Regions from separate parts of the Homo sapiens genome. Here region 1 is linked to region 2. Evidence: chromatin loops called from intact Hi-C (ENCODE). Cell type or tissue: tibial artery. All regions are shown on one strand.

Region 1 (8,000 bases), 300 kb after region 2:
TCACATCAGTTCAGGCCTCAGGGGCCCAACATTGTGACCATCAACAGACGTTGCAGAATCAGAAAACAAAACATAGCAGCTCTGAGACATTAGAGGAGAAGGCCTTAGAACACAGATTCTGTGGGAATTCAGCAACTAGAAAACATAGCTTAATAATCTTAGAACAAATGAATATCTAAAGATTTAATGTTCATATTATTACTTCCCTAAATGACCTGCAGTTTTATATTATTTTCTTTTCATAAGGCTATAGGTTGCTTCACACATGTACCATTATTATTTACTGAGCTACATAAATATCCTCTACAAATATCGATGTGCCTCAGGTTTTATCTGTTTATGTGTTTTTAAATATCCTATTATATAGAAACATGAAGGAAACAGACAAAAAACAATTCCACTGATTTTTAAAAAGAAATATATGTAATATATGTATATGATTGAAATTTCCAAAATATTGTTTATTTTTTTTATTCCATTAACAAATACATTCCTAGAACATGCAGCCTATGACTTTCTTTTTTAGCAGCTGTAGGGGATTCCACTGTAAGGGTATGGCTTGGGTGCATATGCATGTGTGAATGTGCATATGTGTATAGGTTTCCGTGTGTGTTAATGTGTTTGTATAGGTTTGTATATGTATGTGTGTGTAGGCTTATATATGTGTATGTATGTGGGTTTGTGTGTGTGTGTGTGTGTGTGTGTGTGCGTGTGTTTATGCCTGTAACCACTGGCTGCCACTGGTGACTATGTTTGTCTCGTCCATGAGTTTGCAGGCTATGAGAAGCACAAGAATCATGTCTGATTGACTTTCAATGCTCAGCAACTGAGCAAGGAGGCTAGAGCTGAGGTTTATTGAGACATAACTTTCATTGGCACATAACAAGTTCTTTACGTATGAAGAGCAGTGGTAAAGACCATGAGCTCAGACTACCTGGGTTCAAATCTACTACTGTGTGGTCTGGGGAGGCTCCTGGGAAAGTTTCTTAGCCCTCCTTGCCTCTGTTTCCTCCTGGTCAGGTTCCCTTGTAGCAGAACCTGATAAAGGTTTAGCGGACATGTGATTTATTTTTTGACTCACAGTCCAAAGGCAGGAAGGGAAGAGGGATAGGACAAAGTGGAGAGCTAAGTAAAGATGTGGTCTCAACTGGGTCCAGCTTCACTTTGATCCTCAGGGAGCTCTGGAATTGGACCACAAAGTGAGTCCTGCATTAAGGCCAGGGCTAGCTTTTTTTTTTTTTTTAGACAGAAACTTGCTTTGTCGCCCAGGCTGGAGTGCAGTGGTGCGATCTCAGCTCACTGCAACCTCTGCCTCCCAGGCTCAAGTGATTCTCCTGCCTCAGCCTCCTGGGTAGCTGGGATTATAGACACCCACCAAGATGCCTGGACGCCTGGCTAATTTTTTTTTTTTTTTTTTTTTTTTTGAGAAGGAGTCTCACTCTGTTGCCAGGCTGGAGTGCAGTGGTGTGATCTCAGCTCACTACAACCTCCATCTCCCGGGTTCAAGTGCTTCTCATGCCTCAGCCTCCCAAGGAGCTGGAATTACAGGCATGTGCCACCACGCCCAGCTAATTTTTGTATTTTTAGTACAGACAGGGTTTCACCATGTTGGCCAGGCTGGTCTTGAACTCCTGACCTCAGATGATCCACCCACCTCGGCCTTCCAAAGTGCTGAGATTACAGGCCACCACTAGGGCTAGCTTTTTATGCCTCTTTGTTCCTTAGTCATTGGTTGCTGACCGTCCCCCAGGGTTGGTGTGTGGTATAATCTCCGGGGCGGTTTCTGTTAGACTGAAGGCAATTCTCCAGAGAAAAGGGAGCTGTAAACCTTTAGCAACCAATACTTTATGGTAACTTGGAGAGGTGTGCACTTGCCTGGTAAAAGGGATGCGAGAGACTGACAGCATCCTACGATCAGAACTTCACAAGGCCATTGTGAGGGTTAAACATGATACTACATGTAAAGCACTTAGAATGATCAGAACAAGTAACATTTATTTGCATGCTTAAGCCAAGCATTGTTCTAAGTTCTTTGCCCACAGAAAACTATCTAATATACAGGAAACCCTTTCTTTTTCTAACTTATAAGTTAAAAAATTCTAAACTTACAGAAAAGTTAAAAGAATAGTATAATGGGCCAGGTGCAGTGGCTCTCACCTGTAATACCAGCACATTGGGAGGCTGAGTCCAGAGGATCACTTGAGGTCAGGAGTTCAAGATCAGCCTGGCCAACATGGTGAAACCCCATTTCTACTAAAAGTACAAAAATTAGCCGGGCGTGGTGGCGGGCACCTGTGATCCCAGGTATTCAGGAGACTGAGGCGGGAGAATCGCTTGAACCTGGGAGACAGTGGTTGCAGTGAGCCAAGATGGAGCCACTGCACTCAAGCCTGGGTGGCTGAGTGAGACTCTGTCTCAAAAAAAAAAAAAAAATTAATAATCATACCAACCATGTGCCAAGAAAACAGAAAGCCAGCAATATTCAGAGAGAACTATTGACTCACAGAAATATGGGAAGGAAGTGGAATTCTGTTCAGTCAGGATCTTTGGGAGGGTGAATTACAATGACCAAAGGCAGCCTAGAGTCTTCTCCCATGTATCATCCTACATATCAACAATACATATCTATCTCTAAGGCACTGGTTCTCCAAGAAAATCTCCTTATCCAAGGCTTCCATTTGTTCCTTGTCACCACAGGGTAAAATCCAAACTCCTTGTGTTGTGGCCATTCTGGCTGCTGCTCATAGGAGAATTTAGACACATCAAGTCATGCTATGGGAACAGGCAGTGGCAGAGGCTTTCCTAGGGACTCTAAAGAGAAATTGAGGGACCTTGGGGATAAAAGATTGGGAAAAACACTGCATGCGAGCTTAATCTAACACCGATGCCTGGGTATAGCATTGTGCTTGTTACTGAGATGGGCTAATGCCAGATTCCTAAGCAAAGGAGTTTACTGCAAAGATCAAAAGGTTATTTTTACAAAAAATATCTGGACGTTCAAGGAAGCCTTGTTTTGGGATGTGGGTAATACAAAGGGTAGGGGAAAGAGATTGCCTCCTCTTCAGTGGGGAGCTGGACATCTCCACACTGGTATGTTATCAGGGTTGGAAATGCAGGCTTGGGCCCAGCTCAACAGGCTCCTTGGTGCAGTGTGGTTTGGGCAGATATGGGTGGAAGATGACACTGAGGGCTTTAATAGCAAAGGAAGCACCAGGGCCTTGGCAGTGTGGTGAATGCCTGAGGCAGTGGCTGCACCTGTGCCTATGGAAAGATGGAGCAAGTGAAGAGGAAAATGGGCCTTCCACAATGCAGTCAGAGAACTGGGTTCTCTGGTATGGGTAGATGTAAGATGACACTGGGGGCTTTGATAGCAGAGGAAGCACCAAGTGTCTTGGCAGTGTGTTGACGTTAGAGGCAATGACTGGACCTGTGCCCAAGGAAAGATGGAACAAGTGAAGAGGAAAATAAGCATTTCACAATGCAGTCAGAGATCTGGGTTCCTAGGTACACAGAGGGCCTACCCTGACCCTGATTAATCCAGAGTAATTAATTCATCCATTTAATAGTTACTGGACAGGTAGTAAATGAAACAGACAACATTCTTGACACCAAAAAGCTTATATTCCTATGACAGAAACTGACAAAAAGCCAGATAACAAATATATAGGCAATTTCAAATAGCAGTAAATGCTATAAGAAAATTAAAAACAGACATGTATATATATATTAGCATATTAGGAGAGAAGATTTACATGTTTTCAATTGTGAATCAGAGTGAAATTACATTATTATAATCCTACTTTTTACTCCTAGGCTGTTGTAGCAGGGAGACCCTCAAGGGCGTCTACAATATCACCACAACTCTCATAGAGCTGCCTGTGAAGGATGACAAGAAGGAAGTAGGCTGAGACCCAAGTTCTGGGTCAGGGGACTAATGCTGTTGTCACCAAGAAGGGTATAAAAAAGCTATCACTGCAGTGCCTAAAGGGACATTTGAAATCTTTGTCCTAGTCAAGGCTGGCACTGGTGTCCATGGGCCCACCCAGGTGGATAATGAGGAATCTCTGGTCATAGAAGCTTTCAGTGACAAGTGGGTAGAAGGTCTTGGATCTAAGAGGGTCCATCCTGGAAGAAGCAGGACTATGACTATGGTTAAGTGCCCACAGAAGAGTCCAATAACCTGGAGTAGGTGAAAGTTATGAAAGTTGTCAAGCACTCTTGTTCAATTATTCATTTAATAAATATTTATTAAACTCCTGCTATGTGACAGGCTTGTGCTATGTGTTAGGAATACAGTGATAAACGCTCAGTAAAAGACCCTTCCCTGATGGAGCTTACATTCCACCAGGTCCCAGCCTAGAGAGCTGTGGATTGATCCTAGTTAAGAACTACAGGAGAATCTAGGAATATGTCTGGTTGTAGAAACTGGTCAGGTATCCTGGATGGTATCCGCACTTTCACAGGCCCACAGAGAGATGCTGAGAACTTCATCCAAGAGAAAGGACTGAAGAAGAGGTGAAGATGGAGTCCTAGAACACCAACAGAATTGGTTTTCATTGACTTAGAGCAAGAATGAGGGTTGGAAACAAGCTATCCATGGCTTAACAGGGTTGGGGTCAGCCAGTGTCCACCCAGAGTCCCTGAATATTATTAATGCAGCTCATCTAACACAACATGTAGCCAGCAGCCTAAGAAAAGAATCACAGACACTCCAACCCCTCTTGCTCTGGCTTCTTCTCTTACTCTCACTACCACTCCGTACTTTCCCCCACCAAATTCATCATGGGGATGTCCCTCAGGCTTGATGGTTGAATAGTGCTTCTTCTGTTTTGGCCCCTGGCTGGTTAGATTTAGCTTGTACTCATTCTCAGACTCTTCAGGCTTTTCACCACTTGGGAAAAAATTCCTACCCTGAATATTCTTGGCTCCAGGCCTTCATACCCACCCACCTGGCCTGCATTCTTGGTCCAACACACAGCAACAACCTTTAAGAGAGGGCTGATCATTTTGTCATGAACCCACTGCTCCAAGGGCAAGCCTGTTGCTATGGCAACATGGATGATCTAGCAGGCTCACGGCTGTCACTCTGCTTTGGGACTAAGGACTTAGGGAGGGGAACACTAGCCTCCTTGGGGAGACAACAGCCCTTGTGGGCCAATTACCAGAAAAGAGAGCAAAATGCCTCCCTCATCCTGCCCTAGCAGGCCCTGTGGCCTTCAGTTCCTCCCCGCCTCCTTCAGGTTGCTTCTATTTCTGACCCCAGAGAGATTTAAAGGGAATCCAGATAAATTGCCAGGTTTCATTATTCAGCTTTAAACCTGCACATGGATTCTCTAGAGAGCTGAAAGGGATGACATTTCTCCTTTTTTTCCTAACCAAGGATGTGGAAAGATGATGGTTCCACTGGTGCAACCTGGTAATCCCTCTGCGAAGATAACAAGGTTTCTGACCTCAAAGAGACTTGGAGACCAAATCTTCCATGGATCTCACTTCTGTTCATGCTGGTCTAGGTTCAAAGTGTAGCCTCTACCCCTATGCCCACATAGTCAACTGATCCACTTCCACGCTATCGTCCTCATGAAGCTTTGCACGTCTTTCTGCCCCAGGCTTCCATCCCTTATCTCCTTTTCATTCTCTTCCACTCTGGCCTCTTGAATCCTTTCCCCATAGCTAGCAAATTGCCATACCTATACAGTTTCTTTTCTAACACTCTCACCTCCTTCCTCCTACCTTGGGAAAGCTGGCCTCTTCCCTTGGAGCACTGCTTTTCCTGCACCCCTCTTACCTTTGTATTTCAGTTCAACCAGGTGGGTTAATATCTATGGGGAATATATTACATTATGAATAATAGAAAAGTCACTAACACTGGTTTCATTAAGTAGGGCTCATTCTTCACATAACCAGATACCTGGTTGTAGATGGCTGTTGGTATTGGTTCAGTGGCCACTTGAAATCAGGGCTCATCTCTGGGGTTGTCTTGCCTTTTCCTCATACCATATTTCTAACTTCTTGGTCACAATATGGCCATTGTAGTCTAGACTTCATGACTAAATTCCAGGCGAGAAGAGAAAAGGAGCTAAAGGGTGTTGCCTGCATCAGGAAAGAAAAACATTCTCAGAATCCCTAGAGAAGTTAAGCTTATGTCTCATTGGCTAGAAGTGTGCCACATGGCCATCCCTAGATGTAAGGTAATCTAGGAAGGTAGGTGTATTTAGCTGGCATATTGTACCCCAGAACAAATTCAAGATTTCGTTACTAAGGAAGAAAAGGGATAAAGATAAAGATATCGGGCAGAGAACAAGCAGTGTCTGCCACAGTGTCTGCTTCACTCCCCCACATTATATTTCACTGTCTTGTTAAAAACCATTCTCCTTTGATCTTATGCCATTCAGCTATTCTGCCCTACCTCCCCCCATCCACTGTTGGTGCTGTCATCTAATGGGGGGTCCTCGCGTTCATTATGTACCTTGGCAATGGGCAAAAAGCCAACCATTCTGCAGGGCAAGCCAATTGCCTGCCTCCTACACACAAGCCTTGATCCGTCTTGATGACAACTTGGTTCTCAGCTCTTCTTCCTCTCTGCTCTCATCCTTACTCAGCCAGTCTCTACTCTCATCTTCTGTTTCAGTCTAGCTGTCACAGCCTCTATAGCCTCCATTTACTACTGCTCAGAAAGGACTCCCTTTGTCTCTTCGTACTCAAGATGCCCCAACTTGAACTTAATGTCTATTTTGCTCATCACCACACTCCCAGCTGGCCCCTGCTTCCTGTTAGCAAAACTGGACCAGGTGGCTGAGGTTCCAGGGGTCAGGAGACCCTAACTTCTCCAGGCTCCTTTGCTGATCTGACACATTTCTCCATCTTGGTTTGCAACATCCTCTCCGAGACAATTTTTATATTCACTCTGCAGTTCCGCATACCACAACTGTAGCCAAGAGGTGTTTTCCTTTCTCTCCTATTTGTTAACAGCCCTGGGAAGAGGCATAGTGGTGAGAATGTTGGGCAATGTTTTAACAATACTAATAAAAAATACTATTATATAAAGGATCCATGTAATTGATTTGTGCACTATTCCCCAAATGCTACTGAGAGCAAAGTGTTGGCAGCGTTTATTTTTTACTGCTTAGAATTTAAACTTTAGATTTAGCAAACAGTAGGTACCAAACAGTCTTAGATATATCCAGTAGAGAGGGGAAAAAAGAATTTATTCTTATATAAAATTTGACCCTGTTACATTTAGTTCATCATTTTAATCCATCAAGATATTTTGTTTACTATACAGATTCTGCCATCTAATATATTTTCCACGCTTTCTTGCTCTGTGTGACTGCAGCAGATAGATAAGAAAGTATAAGAGGATGTCCCTAGAACTTGGAGAAAAATATTTCTCTGAGAACCGAAATATCTCATAATGAATAGTTATCAGATTATAATTTTCATCAGATGTAACCCATCCTAACAGGTTAGTTACAATCTGAAACTAACTGATGATAAAGACTGGATCCTTAACTGGTTAACAATAAAAAAGTAGTAACATAATCAATTATTGTATAACTGAAAAGTAATCTCTCTCTCTCTCCTTTCCCAACAGGAAAGTCTGAAGCCAGGCCTGCTTAGCAGAGGTCTCCGTATAGTAGGGATCTCACTCTTTCAAGATGTAGGATCTCAACTGGTTAGCCAGCCCTCTGAGTGAAGCTGGTCAGTTGGGGCTGTGACAACATAGCACACTCAAAGGGGCAGACCCTTCTCAGCTCCAACAGATTGGTGTCATTGGAAAAGGTGGACCCAGTGTAGGCAGACTTTCCTAGAGAGTCCAGAAGTGACTGTGCAAGCCCAAAGCAATCCAAACAAATATTTGTGGACCACCAAGAACCTCTGGTATGAAGTAAATAATAAAGGCATTGAACAATAATAACCTGTCTGTATATCCACCAATGGGACCGATGGGCCACAGTGTGACATCTATCCTATTCATGTCATAAGGGAGATGAATTCTACTG
Region 2 (8,000 bases):
CTGCAAACCTCCAGTAAACAGGCAACTTGTGCTCTCCAATTATTTGTCATAGAGTTTATTTAACCCTTCCCCTTTCTGCAAACTGGCTCTTACTGCTTTCCAGAGCCCAAGGTCAAAGGTAGCCAGCCTGCAGATTTTGAGTTTATCATCCTGTGTTCCAGCTGCCTCTCCTGAGGGATGAGGCACTGCCAGATCTCAGATTTAAGCCAAATCTCAGAAGAGAGAATCTGACTGGACAGCTTAGGTCACGTGACCATTCCCAGTCCATTAAGCTAAGGCCACACAGACAGGCTCACTGGGTGGAAACATGGCTGCCACTCGTCTGCCCTTGTGGGTGGGTGGGAGGAATTCTGACAAGAGCAGTTTGGGGCTGGCCAGATACTCCAAAAGTTGTCTGTTATGTGTGGTTGGTTGGTTGGTTTTTTAAGACTGGGTTTCACTCAGTTGCCCAGTCTGGAGTGCAGTGGCATGATATGTAGCTTACTGTAACTCGAACTCCTGGACTTAAGTGATTCTCCGGCCTCTGTCTCTTGAGTAGCTGGTACCATGGGCACCCGCCACCACACTAGGCTGATTTTTTATTTTTTGTAGAGACAAGGTCTGGCTATGTTGCCCACATTAGTGTCGAACTCCTGGGCTCAAGTGATCCTCCTGCTTCAGCCTCCCAAAATGCTGGGATTACAGGCATAAGCCATGGCACCCAGCCTATTATGTGTTTTAAGGAAAGACATGACCTCTGGCTTCTCAGCACTTAAGCCCCGTTGGGGAAATTAAATGGTAAGTTGAGGTTATTTCAAATGAATGCAAAATCTTTGATTTTGTGGGAAGAATTTAGAGTTTATGATGGACGTATTGATCTTGACTTTAAGGGATCATACGCCTTTGAGTTTTAGAGAGAATGCTTATTTCAAATAAGAATAGAAGGATCATAGGTTCCTAAAAGGAATGCATGAGGGCAGGAGACGGTCTTCAAAGTGGATTCCATTTTGAGTGCTGAGAGGTGAGATTAGGTGGAAAAGTGGGAACATTCATCAAAAGGATTTGAACAACAAAGACCTAAGTTTAGACTTGGCCTTAACAACAGGGAATTCGGATGGCTAAAATGGAAAATGGGTGTGTTCAGGAGTCACCCAGACTTGGTGATTGTTATTTTTGAGACAGGATCTTGTTGTGTTTTTCAGGCTGGAGTGCAGTGGCCCAATCAGGGCTCACTGTTGGCTTGATATACTGAGCTCAAGCGATCCTCCTGCTTCAGCCTCCCAAGTAGCTCGGACTATAGCCATGCACCACCCCACCTGGCTAATTTACAGACTTGGGTTTGAGTCTGTCCCTTTCTGTAGTTTATGGGAGTGGGCAATTTTCTTAACTGCAGAATCTCAGTATCTTCATCTGGAAAATGGCAATAATCATACTGGTGGGTAATGGGCATCTGTGGTTTTGTCTTTCCAGCATCCATATCCATTCCGACTCTTTAAAAAAAAAAAAAACAGAAAAACAGAGTCTTGCTCTTTTGCCTAAGCTGGAGTACCGTGGCATGATCTTGGCTCACCATAACCACTGCCTTCCAGGTTCAAGTGATTCTCATGCCTCAGCCACCCAAGTAACTGGGACTACAGGCACATGCCACCACACCCGGCTAATTTTTGTAGTTTTGGTAGAGATGGGGCTTCACCATGTTGGCCAGGCTGGTCTTAACTCCTGGCCTCAAGTGATCTGCCCACCTTGGCCTCCCAAAGTGCTGGGATTACAGGCATGAGCCACTGTGTCTGGCCCATTCCCACTCTTGATAAACATTCCTTGGTGTCACTTTGGGGAACTACATTGTGTGGTTTGGGTAGGATTGACTTCACCTCACAGCTAGAAAACGGACACATGACACTGGCCAGGGCCACCCATGCAGCACCTTCCTCAGGACCCTTTCCCTTCATCCATTGGAAATTGTTTTATTTCATATACAGATTTATGATATATATGGTGTGAATGGTGCCTCTTTACATGTGGTGCTGTGTATATTACACAACCTGTCCAGCCATACAAAGCTGCTCTGACCCTGGCTAACTAGAGCAGTCTACCCTTGGCCACAGATCAGGGAAAGGGAAGTGACCCAGGCCAATGGGAGATAATTGCTTGCTAGAAAAGTGGTGATGGATTTCCTAAGCTCAGTGTTCTTTGGTTGCAATGTAAATGTAACCGTGTGCAAAGTATCCATCTGAGCCATGCTGTGTCACCGTGGAAGGACATGGTGTCTCGGGATCCTTGGGCTGTCACCTTGCCAGCTGGAAACCTTGTGTGCGACAGTGCCTCCTGCCTGAGTATTGCTAATGCCCTCTGGGCTCATTCTACCCACTCGGCCTGGCAGGCTGTGCTCAGCTTGCGCTACCAGCCCAGATCCCATACCTGCCAAGGGCAAGCTGGACACGGAGCAGTGATGGGTGTGTGGGTGAGCGAGTGTGGGTTCAAGCTACTACGCACAGCTAGGCATGCCGGCTGCTGTGATGGGGCGGGCACTTCCAGGCACCAGCACAGGTGCCAGCTCTGTGGAAGGCTGCTGCTGGACCAGATGTACCACATACGGCTTCGGCTGCGGGCACCTGCATCTGGATGAGGGGAACTTGGTGCCCAATAGCTTGGAGATGCCAGGAACCACAGAGCCCCCAAAGAAGGTGTCAAAGCCCTGGCGTGGGGACGCCCTAAATCTGGATTCCCCGAAGGGCTACTGGTCTTTTCTCCTTCTCGTCGCCCACAATGTGGCAAGCAGGGGGTCATGTTTCAGCCCTGTTTTTGTTACGGCACTTTGAGTCCTGCCATTTGGCAGGTCCTGAGTTCTTGTCCCATGTCTGGGGAGAATGAGGTACCAGACAACTGGAGGGTGAGGAAGGTGGAGAGGAGCTTCACTGAGCAACAGAACAGCTCTCAGGAGACCTGCAGTGAGTAGCTCCTTTCCGCAGCTGGTAGTCCTGATGTCTGTGTGAGTCTGGCTTTTTATGGGCTCAAATGGGAGGAAGTGCATGCTGATTGGTCCATGGGCTGCCATGGGCAGCCCGGAAAAACCACAAGTTCTCACTCTGGGCCTTGGACTCCACCTGGAAGTGGCAGCCCAGCCCCCAGGCTTCAGGCTGTCCTGGCTTGAAGGTGGGGTTTCACCAGGGATCCGTCCCTTTCCTGCCCAGTAACCTGCCTCCTGCCATCAACATGCCATCCATGGTGCCCAGGATGTTTGTGCCAAGGAGTATCTGCAGGCCCACGTGGAGCCGCCCTCAGCACCCCCCAGTCTCCCTCCCTGAGCTCGTGCATGTCCAAAGTTTCAGAGGGAGCCAAGGTGATGGGAGGGGGAGGGGGATGCTATCATATCAGTGCTGCCTCCAGTGCATGCACACCCAGGTGGGTCACAACAGCGCCTGGGCTCAGCTTCAACTTTGCTCCAAAATTGGAGCAGGCACCAGGAGGGGGGAGAGGCCAGGGAGAAGAAGCAGGCCCTTCCAACCCAGCAGGGGCAGAGGGGCTTCCTGGGCCCCCGAGAGCGCAGGGATGCATGGGTTCACAGCCGCGGCTGGGCGGCTGCAGCTGTGCCCAGGAATGTGGGGTTCCTGCCCTACCAACTCAGTAGGGGATGGGGCTTCCACCTGTTCCCAGCTCCTGCTGGCCTCACAGAGCACACAACCTTGGCTGTGCCTCCCCTGCCACAGGCAGCGTCTTCCCAGGGGCCACTCCGGACAGTCCAATGCTGCCATCAGTGGGTTCAAGGGAATCCATGTAAATATGTTAATGCTCCTCATGTTACACCATCATTGTTGTACCATGAGTAACACAGTTCCTTGTATCTGATTCAGAAGTTTTGTATCCTCTGGCAGCATCTGTGAAATAGTTGCAGGCTAACTTATTAGCTCATAAGACCAGACCTGAAAATAATCCTCCATTTTGGTTTCTCAGGCCAGAAAGAATTGGGGTCTGTCACTTACACACTTACATATGTTGTAACAAATTATCTTCCTCATTAATTGAAATAATACACGTGAAAACTTCTTATCCTTACTAGGTTCCCAAGTATGTGCGGTCCTATAATAGATTGTTTTATTAAACAGCTTTATTCAGGTTTAATTGACATACAACAAGTGACACATAAAGTGTACAGTTTGATAGGTTTTGAGATATGTATACACCAGTGAAACTTTACCACAATTAAGAGAATAAACAAAAAGATGGATTGTTTTTACTCTTATCACACTTATTTTTAAGCTTTTTATTATGGAAATATTCAAACAAACACAATAGTAAGGAAAAAAGTATCATATACTCCTGGGTACCCATCGCCTATCAATTATCAACATTCTCCCATTTTTGTTTTACCTTTCTCCTTCCTACTTTTTTTTTTTTGCTGAAATATTTTAAAGCAAATTTCAGATATGATTTTCTTACATATAAATATTTCAGCATATATCTTCAACGGATAAGGACTTTTTGCTTTAATATAACTACAACAACATTATCACATCCAACAATACAACAATAATTTTTAAAATCATCTAAAAGACAGTGTCTGGTATCCAGTTTCTCCAACTGACTATAAAAATATCTTTTTACAGTTTGTGTTTTCAAATCAAGATTCAAACAGGGTCCACAGATTGCATTTGGTTAATATGACCCTAAAGAACCTTTTAATCTATAAAGGCTTCTTTTTCCTTTTATTCTCCCTTATTTATTTGTTGAAGAAACTAAGTCCTTCATGTAGACCTTCACAGATTTTAGATTAAGCTAATTGTATCCTTTGATGGACATAGGTGTTCCTCTATCTCTCATATTTCTACGAAACTGGGAGTTAGATGTGGATCCGTACTGTTTATATGGTAGCCACTAGTCACATGTGGCTACTGAGCATTTTAAATGTGAGTTAGTATGAATCGAAATGTGCTGTGAGTGTAAAATGCACAACCAGAATTCAGACTTATTACGAAAAGAATAGAATGTTGTAATAATATTTTTATATTGATTATATATTAAAATATTTTGGATGTATTACCTGAAATATATTTTAAAATTAATTTCACCTCTTCATTTTTACTTTTTTTTTTTTTTGAGACAGAGTCTCACCGTTACCCAGGCTGGAGGGCAGTGTCGTGATCTCAGCTCACTGCAACCTCTGCCTCCCGGGTTCAAGCGATTCTCCTGCCTCAGTCTCCTGAGTAGCTGAGATTACAGGTGCGCGCCACCACGCCTGGCTAATTTTTTGTATCTTTAGTAGAGATGGGGTTTCACCATGTTGGCCAGGCTGGTCTTGAACTCCTGACCTTGTGATCCTCCTGCCTCGGCCTCCCAAAGTGCTAGGATTACAGGCATGAGCCACCGCACCCGGCCCATTTTGACTTTTTAAATGTGCTTACTGGAAAATTTTAAATTACATATGTAGCTTATATTTCTGTTGGACAGTGCTGAAGTTTTCATTAGATTCAGATGGAATTTTTTTCTTTTTTAACAAGGGTTCTTCCATAGTGATGTGGCATACTTCTCCTTGCAACCCATCTGGGGGTGCATAATATCCAGTTGCCTTACTGGTAGGGTTGTTAAGATTGCCCCATGGTAAGAAAGAGAAGAGCTGGCCTGGAACTCACAGCTAAAACCTTGGTGTTCTCCTGTTGAACATCACCAGCTTCACAGAATACCAGCATAATGCAGGACCAATCTGTGACTCTAATGGAGCAAGATAAAACAAGACAATACCATAATCATATCTGAGTGCATATAAAAAGAAGTACATTGTCCAAACCACAAAACACCTGTCTTTCTTGGCTAATATAAATGGCTATTGCTTCTTTACCATTTACAGGTTTAGCTTTACTTTGTTCCTTCTGCCTTTTAGATGAGAATTACTAAAATATCCAATAATAGACTCACCCGTGCTTCCTGGCAGCATCCAATTAAGAGCAAAGCTCTGTTTCCTTAAATTTCCCCCAAATCATCCCCACAAGCCCAGACCTTATAAATCCTTTCTAACACCTTGTTGAGGCTGCATGGCTCCCTTTGGCATACATTTTCTTTTGTTGCAGTGAGGCAGTGAACACAACATTTGACTAAAGATGTGTTTGGGGCGTTGACAGTGCGGTCAGGTAGTGTTGGCCTCATCCTTCCATTCTAAAGTATGTTGGATAGATTTTTAAGGACAGGTACAACTTTATGCAACTAAATGTTTTGGGAATTACACAGTTGGTACCTATTTGTGACTATTGTGATACTGGACATATCGGTTCAAACAATTATTGAAGCTATTTTACAAACAGACCTCAGCCCATTTGGTTATTATATTAGTTTGCTAGGGATACCGTAAAAAAGTACCACAAAATGGGTGGACTTAAAACAGCAGTGCCAGGCTGGGTGCGGCGGCTCACACCTGTAATCCCAGCACTTTGGGAGGCCGAGGTGGGTGGATCATGAGGTTAGGAGTTCAAGACCAGCTCGGCCAACATGGTGAAACCCCGTCTCTACTAAAAATACAAAAATTAGCTGGGCATGGTGGCATGTGCCTGTAATCCCAGCTACTCAGGAGGCTGAGGCAGGAGAATTGCTTAAACAGGGACCCAGGAGGCGGAGGTTGCCGTGAGCCGAGATTGCACCACTGCACTCCAGCCTGGGCTACAGAGCGAGACTCCGTCTCAAACTTTGCATCCTTCAATCTAATCAAGTTGACACTCAATATTAACCATCACAGCGGCTAAAGAAACCAGACCCATCAGAAGGACTGGCTGTCCCCAAACCAGCAAACAGCATGCTTTCAAAGGGGAGAAAGCATTACCAAAAAAAAAAAAAAAAAAAAAAGCCTTACGAGAAACACCGTTACAAAGACAGGAGTAAAATCAAACTGTCACATATGCTTAAAGCAGTAAGTAAAAATACAGCATTAAAAAAAAAAACTTAGAATTTAGAGTAAAAACTTCAAGACGCTTTCATGTCATGGGCCATGGGGGTCTCCCCGCTCGGTCTTTGGGGACCCATGTGGCGGAGAGGTGAGCATCCACTGTGCCTGCCCACCATGCTGCCTGGGCTCAAATGTAACAGTACATGGTACCCGTACATGGTGCCCGAGGGCTCACTCCCCGCAGGGACTCATGGCAAGTGGCCACTCAATGGCCTGCTCCCTTCATGAGCTTTGGCCAGTAACACCCATGGGTGGTTGGAGGCAAGGATACCCCTCTCTTCTGGGGCCCTCGAACACGGCGGCAGGGTGTGGCTTGCCCGCAGGAAGCTGGAGGGATACGCCTGGAAGGCACTGGCCAAGGCTTTTGGTCTCTCCTATCATGTCCCGGGCTCCCCGACGCCCCCAGTTCAAACCGGAAGGAGCTCTCCTAGAATCCAGCCTCCCTGTCCCACACCCGGAATTGTGCCAGGCTGCATCTGTCCTCCAAGAGCCAGGCCCAGGGCTAGGTGTGGCGCGTGGGCGGCTCCTCCGCGCAGGCCTGGTCAGAGTAGGGGGCAGCGGTGACTGCCCCTCTTGCAGCCTGTAGGCCAGGTGGCTGCGGCTGCGCTTGACCTCCGTCACGCAGAGCTCCAGCAGGACCTTAGCGGGCTGTTTCTCCACCTTTTCCCTGGGCACACCGCGGCTCAGCAGCGGCCCTTGAGGTCCCTGCGCATCGAGTTGGGCCCCAGCGTGAGCTTGGCGCTGCCCCGCTGGCCCTGGCGCCCTAGCAGGCCGCTGTCGGGGAGGCCTGGATCTCCACAACGGCCTCCATCACCGTCACGCCCTTCACCAGCAGGCTGGCCAGCAGGAGACGCAGCTCCGAGGGCGCCGCCATCGGCGTCGGCAAGCGCCTGTGCAGGCTCTGTGTGAAGAGCATGTCCTCGGGCGGCACTGGCTCAGGAGCAGAGGGCGCTGGAGGGGCCGAGGGTGGCTGGCAGGAGCTCCAGTCGATGCCCACCTCCATGGTGGTCCAGGGCCGGAAGGGCAGCTCGGTGGCCTCGAAGTGAAAGGAAGACAGTGCTGGCGCAGGCCGTCAGCAGCCCGGCCAGCATTG

Evidence for each region. Peaks named below come from ENCODE experiments on the same cell type or tissue, not always from the same donor. Only the 100,000 strongest peaks of a DNase experiment are listed, where the experiment ranks them.
Region 1: a loop joins it to region 2, with 2.7 times the contacts of the local background. A loop is called at or near these places in 19 of 110 quality-filtered maps.

The regions. Positions count from the first base shown.
Region 1 is chr3:151,071,298-151,079,297 of GRCh38, forward strand. CLRN1-AS1 (CLRN1 antisense RNA 1) reads left to right here. Exons shown (of 6, transcript NR_024066.2): 5 at 3,814-3,955; 6 at 7,592-8,000. It overlaps LOC124909448 (a long non-coding RNA gene), which reads right to left and starts at 6,073. Exons shown (of 2, transcript XR_007096133.1): 1 at 5,909-6,073; 2 at 4,222-4,529. In tibial artery, no CTCF peak of the experiment used is centred here; no DNase peak of the experiment used is centred here; H3K27me3 peaks cover 974 bases.
Region 2 is chr3:150,771,593-150,779,592 of GRCh38, forward strand. No RefSeq gene overlaps it. Among named protein-coding and RNA genes, the nearest start is that of SIAH2, 12 kb to the left of the region's middle. In tibial artery, no CTCF peak of the experiment used is centred here; no DNase peak of the experiment used is centred here.